Regions from separate parts of the Homo sapiens genome. Here regions 1 and 3 are each linked to region 2. Evidence: chromatin contacts called from ENCODE Hi-C or POLR2A ChIA-PET data. All regions are on one chromosome and are shown on one strand. The core of a region is the stretch at or near the end of the contact, and the rest is flanking DNA. Distances in the headings are between cores, read along the strand shown. Region 1 overlaps HMCN2 (hemicentin 2). Region 2 overlaps GPR107 (G protein-coupled receptor 107). Region 3 overlaps FNBP1 (formin binding protein 1).

Region 1 (2,700 bases), core at 160-2,659, 220 kb before region 2:
CCAGCTGATCAAATGAGCTGATGCTGCAAAGTGCCCCTCTGGTCTAGCTTACAGAAGTGATGAGCTGAGGGCAGTTAATTATTGTGGTGGTCACAGGGTTCTGGGCATGGTTTAGTGAAAAGCCCCACACCATGAGGGGAGACCTGGATTCTACACTTAGCTCCGCCATGGCCTCCTAGACAGGCCCTTCCACTCCTGGCCTCAGTTTCCTTACAGGTATGAGGGAAGTCACATAAGCTGGGAGGACCCTTCTCCCTAGATAATGTCTTGGTCCCATTATCCTTTTGCCTCTGACCACTCCAAGTGGCCACCTAGCCTTCCTTTGGAGACAGGCAGGGGCCACCATGGCTGAGTCCCTCCCACTGCCCACCCCGGCTGCCGTGGCCCCTGGCTGCTCACCATAAACATCCAGCCTGGTGGCCTTCTCTGCGGCCCCCACAGCATTGCTGGCCTTGCAGGTGTAGACGCCGGCATCGGAGCTCTGGGCCCTCCCCAGCTGCAACTGCCGACCGCCCCTAGTGTAGACCACCTTGGTGCTGGTGGGGAGCAGGGCCCCGTCCTTGAACCAGGTGATGTTTGGGGTGGGCACTCCTCGAGCCTCACACAGGAGCTGCACTAGGTGGTCCTCCATGACGGCCACCTCGCCTGTCTCGTTGGAGCCCCAGATAGTGGGGGGCGCTGAGAAGGAAAGAGGTGGGGCTGGTCACAGGCAGCCGCTGAGGCCTCTGGCATCTTCCCCAGGGCAGCAGACTCATGCCTTTGGGCCACAAGACACACCACAGGCTTCCATTGCGGGGGCAGGGAAGGCATGGTGGACAAGGAGGGGAGGGGTCTGGGGACAGATGGGAGAGGCCAGCATGGGGACATGCTGGTGTGGAAGGTGCAGGAGGTGGGGGCGGGGCCACAGGCTTGGATTCTGGGCCCTGCTCTGCTCTAACATACTGGAAGACCAGGGGTGAGCCACTTCCCCTCTCTGGGCCTCAGTCTCCCCATCTGTGAAATGAGAGGCTGGACTAGATGAGGACTTCACACAGGGCTGGTCACTCACCACCGATGCTACCCAGGACAATGCTAGGGGCACATGGGCACAGCATGAAATAACTGCATCTCAGAATGGAATGGTTACGCCCCTCCCAAATCTCCTTCTATCCGGGTTACAGCAAGGAAAGGCTCCGTTTGGTGCTACTATGCATGTCCCTAACCTTTCTAGCACTTTCTACTCTCCGCTTTTTAGCACAGAGAGTGCAGATGCAGGCTGGGTGCCCTCTGCGGAGTCCACGCCTCGAGAATTTACAACATTGCTCTATGGGGTGTGTTTGTTTTTTCAGCTTCCTTAGCCAAGCGAAACTGGTTTTCTGCTTACAGTTTCGATATTAAATATCCTTTATAAGAATAAGGGATATTTAAATAAATGTGTTTCAGTGTAAGGAAGTGTGACTCATTTAAAGAAAAGTAAATCATAATTCCAAGTGGTATCAGAAGTAGTAAATTTGGGCCAGGTACAGTGACTCACGCCTGTAATCCCAGCACTTTGGGAGGCCAAGGCAGGAGGATCACTTGAGGTCAGGAGTTCAAGGCCAGCCTGGCCAACATGGTGAAACCCCACCTCTACTAAAAATACAAAAATGAACTGGGTGTGGTGGTGGGCACCTGTAATCCCAGCTACTCGGGAGGCTGAGGCAAGAGAATCACTTGAATCTGGGAGGGGGAGGTTGCAGTGAGCCAAGATGGTGCCACTGCGCTCCAGCCTAGGCAACAGAGAGAGAATTCATCTCAAAAAAAAAACATAAGTAGTAAATTTTTAGAGCTGGGATGGAAACCACGGATTTGGAAAATGCTGGGCCAGATAACCTCTATCCCCTGACCCTGACCCCAACCCCGACCCCAGCCCCCAGCTTTCTTGGACTCAGGGATCACTCACCAGGTCCCCCATTTCAGCCCTCACTCTCCCTCTAAGGCAGCGGGCAGCTGGGTGGGAAGCTTCCTGAGTAGCCTGTGGCGGGGTCCCAGAAGGCGTGGGGGCTCACCATGAACTCGGAGCTGGAAGTCCCTGGCCTGCTGACCAGCTGGGCTGAAGGCCACGCACTGGTATCGTCCCTCATCCCCCACGTGACTGCCGGTGATCCTGAGAACCTGGCCATCCTCCTGGACCTGCAGGTGAGGGCCTCCCGGAAGGACAGGCCTGGAGAGACGGGCAAGGGAAAAGCGCCAGTAAGGCCGAGGGGCTGGATGGGACACGCTGCACACAGGGAGTGTGTGGCTTGTAAAAAGCGAGGCTGGGCCATTCATTAGCGCCAAGAGGTGGGAGCAATGCAAAGGCCCAGTAAGCGAGGAATGGATCAACAACGTGTGGTCCGTCCATGCCACGGAACATTATTCAGCCACAAAAATGAAGGCAATTCTGACACTTGCCACAGTATGGATGAACCTGGAAAATATGCCGAGTGGAAGAAGCCAGACACAAAAGGCCACACACTCTATGATGCCAGTGATGTGAAGTACCCAGAACAGGCACGTCCATAGAGAAGGAAAGCAGGCTTGTGGTTGCCAGGGGCTGGGGAGAAGGGGACAGCGACTGGCTGCTGATGGGTCCAGGGTGTCCTTTTGGGGTGATGGAATGTCAGGAACTAAATAGAAGTGAAAGTTGCCCCATGCTGCAAATGTACTAAATGCCACTACACTGCACACCTTTTTTTTTCC
Region 2 (2,700 bases), core at 15-2,514:
GCACTCCTCTCCACTGTTTAGAAGGAGGTGTTTCTTCCTCTGCATGGGGAGATGCTGTTTGGCGCCCGCTGGCAGGACCTGCCTTCCTTTACTGTTGCCGTGGAGCTGAGCAGAGAGAGCTGTCCCATGCTGCCTGACCCGCTGACAGCCAAGCAGAGCTTAGCATGGGCCGAGTCTCAGCCTCTGAATTGGGAAGAATTCAAAGGCTGCCAGGGCTGGGGGCAGAACACTTGATACCAGTGAACCAAGAAGGGAAAACTCTGCCTTAGGCTAATCATCAAACACAGCATTGACCTGGCTTATCAAATTTCAGTTAACAAGCAAATATGCTTAATCACTACTCATTTTTCTAGACAATGATGGCCCTTTCCCAGAAAATAGGACCCTAGAGTCATTCACTGTGTGACTCAGAAAAGCCCCTATTAGTGCTCAGATATAGGTCAAAGTCATTGTGCTGTGAAAAGCCACGCAGTTATCTGACGATAGAGGATGTCTGAGGATCATTAGCAGACTTAGAGATGACTCAGAAGATTCCATTTTCAGACGTAAGCGCCTGATGGCGGGCCTGACAGAAAGTCGGCCCCCTGTTCTCCCTCGTGAACTGGCCACGTATATTCCTAAGTTCTTGCCACTGAGTTCTTGAAAGCAGGCTCCAATGATGCTTAGTGGAACGGCAAGTTCCATCTTCCCTGACAAGACCCAGCTAGGTTTGGCAGATACTGTACTTCAAACCAGATCAGACAGCCTGGGGCTCCAGTGTCCGCTTCCTTCTGCTAAAAATAGAGGAACCACCCCTGCAGCCACGAAATGCTGAGAGCAGCCGACCCGATTCACACTGTGCTGCTTTGTGTTAGGCAAAGGGGTCAGGGCTAAGGAAGAGGGAAGAAAGATTTCTTACACGGACTCCATTTCCAAGTCTTCTTCTTCCTGAGAAAGTTGTAGGTAGGGGTTATCTGAAGCCGGACGGAATTTATACCCCGTTAGAACAAAGAAGACCAGTGTGGCCGTTTCATCCAGGAGCTGCAAGTTTAAAAACCACCCCAAAATAAAGAGATTAGCAACACTGTTCTTCAGAAAGCAGTGGAATTCAACAAACTGACATATTTCCCCACAACCCACCACTCGATGGTTCTTTACTCAGATGCCACTTCCTGCTACAGGGCATTTTCCTTAGACTTGCCGAGGCCTAAACGAGGAGTGTCCTGCCCAGGGCTGACATTTCCGAGGCTGTGCTCTGCTGTGCTTTCACCAGTCTTCATGGGTAGCTTTTAAGAGCTCACCACATACCCACTTCCTCCCACAGTGCCTACAGCACCCAGTGAGTTATTCAAGAAAAAAGTCATTTGGTGGCTTCCTCTAGTAGTTAAGCTAGTTCTAGTTTGTCGCAAAGATACTTATTATCGAAATAATAAAATGGGCAAAGAAGAAGGGCAGCCTGAATTCTAACTACTCAGCCCTGTAACTAAAGGAAAGGACCACATCTCATCTAAGTTCTAATGATTCAGGGCAAATCTTTCTCTACCTGAAGCTTTTCTCTTGACTTTTAAGACTGAAAACTAAAATCAAGAATGCAATTATTTTCAGATTCCTCATAGAATCCAGCAGCATTTCTGGACAAACAGATCATCTCAATTATAGGCCAGAAGAGATGGAAGGAGGCCAAGTGTGGTGGCTCACACCTGTAATCCCAGAACACTGGGAGGCCAAGGTGGGCGGATCACTTGAGATCAGGTGTTTGAGACCAGCCTGGCCAACACTGCAAAGCCCCATCTCTACTAAAAAAACAAAAATTAACTGGGCATGGTGGTGCATCCCTATAATCCCAGCTACTCAGGAGGCTGAGGCAGGAGAATCGCTTGAACCCGGGAGGTGGAGGTTGCAGTGAGCTGAGATTGCGCCACTGCACTCCAGCCTGGGTGACAGAGTGAGACCCTGTCTCAAAAACTAAAAAAAAAATTTTTAGTTAAAAAAAAGAAGAGATGGAAGGTCTTAGTGGTCATTCCCAGATAAATTAGTAACAACTGTTAAGTTACACTTCAAGACTTTATCCTCAGGCATAAATTCTCTGGCATTCTGCCCTGTGAGCAGCGTACCTGGTAGAGCCACTTCCACTGGAATGGAACAGCGAGTTTGAGGAGAAATGCAATGATCCTAGTGAAGTATATGTAACACACAATCTGCATGAGGAGGAAAGAAACAGGAAATCAGATCAACATTAAAATTAGGACACCACTTTAACAATTTGCTTTCACAAATGAACTAGGAAACAGAAAACAGAATCACTCAAAGAAAAGTATGTGACACTTACAGTGTGAATTAATACGTGCAGCGGAGAGACATGGCTACTCTGCTAGTTACACTTGAATTTCTTCTCTCTCTCCAGGTGACCAAGATATTGCTAACAGCCACACCCACCGGGAGCACAAGACACTTTAGTCAGGTTGTTCTTAACCCTTCCTCACCCTATCCACAGACATAAGCCCTTGATTTCAATCTCCAAAGATTTTATTTCTTATGCTCAGGCTTTGAGGAATATTTACCAGTAGTAATAGCAAAATAAAGCCACACAGGGAAATTACTGACTTCTGTCCTCTTCTCTGGCAGATGCTGCAAGCATTCGAGGTCCACACTCACAGAAGTACAAATACTACCAAGTTCTCTAGCAAGACAGGATGCCTTCATTTCTCCTTGCAGTGACAA
Region 3 (2,700 bases), core at 12-2,511, 140 kb after region 2:
GTGGCTGACTCCCTCTCCTGCTTCCAGTTTCTGCTCAGTGAGGCCCACCTCGTCCCTTAGCCCACTTAGCCTGCTTTGCTTTTTCAGTTTTCCTATATTACTGGTAACTTTCTACCATTTTATATAGTTTTCTTGTTTAGTTTTGAAAATTGACAAAATATGTATTTCTATATTATTTGTATATAAAATTGTATATATTTATGGTATACATGATGTCTTGAAATATGTATACGCTGCAGAATGCCCAAATCAGGCTAATTAACATATGCATTACTACTCAAACTTAATATTTTTTTTGTGGGAAGAACATTAAAATCTACTCTTCTAGCAATTTAGCAACCCCTCCCCTCCCCTCCCCTTCCCTCTTTCTTGAGACAGGGTCTCACTCTGTCACCCTGGGTGGAGTGCAGTGGCACGATCTTGGCTCACCTCCCGGGCTCAAGTGAACCTCCCACCACAGCCTCCCAAGTAGCTGGGACCACAGGAATGCGCTGCCACACCCGGCTAATTTTTGTATCTTTTGCAGAGACAGAATTTCACCATGTTGCCCATGCTGGTCTTGAACTTCTAGGTTCAAGCGATCCTCTGACCGAGGCCTCCCAAAGTGCTGGGATTACAGGTGTGAGCACCCGGCCTGGCAATTTTCAAGTATACAATACATTGTTATTAACTGGAGACACAATGTTGTACAATAGATCTCTTGAACTTATTTCTCCTACAATTTTGCCTCATTTGAATAACATCTCCCCAAACCTTCCCAGAGAAATCTGGGTATTATATTTACTGCGCATTGTCTCCTGCAGCCTCTCAGCTAGAATGCAAGCCCCTTAAGGGTGGAGATCTTTGGGTTGTGCTCACTAATGTGTCATAGTGCAGAACAGTGCCTGGCACATAGTAGGTGCCCAGTAAATATTTGTAGATTGTGAGTGAATCGGTAGGGTACAGGCCTAAGATATTTAGCCAGCTTTGCTTTATGGGGAATTATGTGTTTGCACCGGCCTGTGAGAGCTGATGAGATTTTAACAACAAAAAGTAGAACAACAAGGTGCCAGCCGAGTTTCAATCACTAGGGATGCTTGAATGAACGAGACACAGGAAGTGCCTGAACCTGGAGTGCTCACCTTTCACAGCAGAAAACAGAACTGCATGCAAATTAGCAAAGAATTCGAGCATTTAAAGATAGCATGTATGACTCCAAATATGTAAACGCAGTGATGTGATAGAGATTGAAGTGGGGGTGGTTACTGAGCTAGGCTGGTCAGGGAAAACCCATCACTTGAGAAGTGAATTACAAAAAGAAGCCAGACATGTAAGGATGTGGGGGGAGAGAGTGCAAAGGTCCTGAGACGGGAACATGTAGAAGGAATAGAAAGGCCAGTGTGGCTACAGAATATTCAACAGATACTTGGTTGAAATAGTAATATGATGTTGAAAAATCATTGTGGCCTTTGGGAGAGATAACTATCATTAAATATTTTTTTTCTGCATTGCAGGGGAGAATGCTAACTTATTTTAGACATAAACGTGAGACTTTGATTCCTGTAGGTCAGGTCTTAGCATGGGCCAAATCCATCCACTACTTGGTTTTGTAAATAAAGATTTGTTGGAATGTTGCCGTGCCCATGTGTATTGTCTATGGCCACTTTTGCAAACAATTGGCAATTGAGTAGTTGCAAAAGAGATGCATTTACCTGCAAGTCTGAATTTTTTTTTTCTCTTCGAGATGGAGTCTCGCTCTGTCACCCAGGCTGAAGTGCAGTGGTACAATCTCAGCTCACTGCAACCTCCACCTCCAGGGTTCAAGCGATTCTCCTGCCTCAGCCTCCTGAACAGCTGGGACTACAGGCGCACACCACCATGCCTGGCTAATTTTTGTATTTTTAGTAGAGACAGGATTTCACCATATTGGCCAGGCTGGTCCTAGACTCCTGACCTTGTGATCCACCTGCCTCGGCCTCCCAAAGTGCTGGGATTACAGGCATGAGCCACCGCACCTGGCCCTGAAATATTTACTTTCTGGTCCTTTACAGAAAAAGTTTGCCAACCCCTGAGGTCACTATCTATTCAAGGTAGTATAGGTTGAAATTCCTAATATAATTTTTTTTTCTGAGTCTGAACAACCTAATTTTATTTATTTTTGAGACAGTTTCTGTCACCCAGGCTGGAGTGCAGTGGCATGATCTCCAGTCCCTTTCCAGAAACTATGGCCCATGACACTCCATTAGCAGAGTAACAGGGCCTGCTCAACCTCACCCTCACTGCTGCTTTCTGTTTCCAAACCGATCTTTGTCAATTTGCTACTTAACAACTGGTACATCTAGGTCTTAAATTGCATTTCTCTTAGTATGCATGGGGGTTGAACATCTTTTGATACATTTGAGCCATTTATGGTTTTAAAAAATGAACCATTCAAGTCTTGGTCTGTTTTTAATTGGAGCTCATTGTATATAGAGGGTAACTAGGTAGAAATCATATTATACAACAAATTGCATATCGTATATATCATATATATAAAGAAATGAATTTAAATTTAACAGTACAAACGACAGTAAAGTGAAACTGAGGGATGCGCTAAGCTTTAAATATTAAACTCTTAGGCCAGGCACGGTGGCTCATACCTGTAATCCCAGCATTTTGGGAGGCCGAGGTGGGCAGATGACCTGATGTTGGGAGTTTGAGACCAGCCTGGCCAACATGGTG

The links. Hi-C counts contacts between places; a loop is a spot of excess contacts on that map. ChIA-PET counts read pairs that join two places held with the same protein, here RNA polymerase II (POLR2A). Pooled maps may share reads with other maps.
Region 1: a map of posterior vena cava shows a loop between it and region 2 (2.3-fold over the local background). The contact joins two enhancer-like sites. A Hi-C loop is called at or near these places in 13 of 168 maps with a recorded cell type or tissue (HepG2, K562, Right ventricle myocardium superior and 9 more) and 4 of 50 pooled maps. POLR2A ChIA-PET finds 5 or more read pairs at or near these places in 5 of 52 experiments (A549, AG04450, Panc1 and 2 more).
Region 3: a loop to region 2 is called in a pooled map, with 4 times the contacts of the local background. The contact joins two enhancer-like sites. A Hi-C loop is called at or near these places in 5 of 50 pooled maps. POLR2A ChIA-PET finds 5 or more read pairs at or near these places in 4 of 52 experiments (B cell, CD4-positive, alpha-beta T cell, GM12878 and 1 more).

The regions. Positions count from the first base shown.
Region 1 is chr9:130,350,905-130,353,604 of GRCh38, reverse strand. HMCN2 (hemicentin 2) reads right to left here. Exons shown (of 98, transcript NM_001291815.2): 30 at 2,028-2,182; 31 at 400-678. Among named protein-coding and RNA genes, the nearest start is that of HMCN2, 86 kb to the right of the region's middle. Within about 2 kb of position 1,409, at least 4 of the 41 ENCODE cell types and tissues checked have a DNase peak (open chromatin) inside an H3K27ac peak, as active enhancers do.
Region 2 is chr9:130,126,960-130,129,659 of GRCh38, reverse strand. GPR107 (G protein-coupled receptor 107) reads right to left here. Exons shown (of 18, transcript NM_020960.5): 16 at 2,094-2,177; 17 at 899-1,020. Among named protein-coding and RNA genes, the nearest start is that of GPRACR, 16 kb to the left of the region's middle. RefSeq lists an enhancer at 483-702. Within about 2 kb of position 1,264, at least 28 of the 41 ENCODE cell types and tissues checked have a DNase peak (open chromatin) inside an H3K27ac peak, as active enhancers do; they include B cell, CD4-positive, alpha-beta T cell and GM12878, where a contact is called at or near this core.
Region 3 is chr9:129,987,697-129,990,396 of GRCh38, reverse strand. The region is part of intron 2 of FNBP1 (formin binding protein 1); the gene reads left to right. Among named protein-coding and RNA genes, the nearest start is that of FNBP1, 54 kb to the left of the region's middle. RefSeq lists a silencer at 333-627 and an enhancer at 1,377-1,426. Within about 2 kb of position 1,261, at least 9 of the 41 ENCODE cell types and tissues checked have a DNase peak (open chromatin) inside an H3K27ac peak, as active enhancers do; they include B cell, CD4-positive, alpha-beta T cell and GM12878, where a contact is called at or near this core.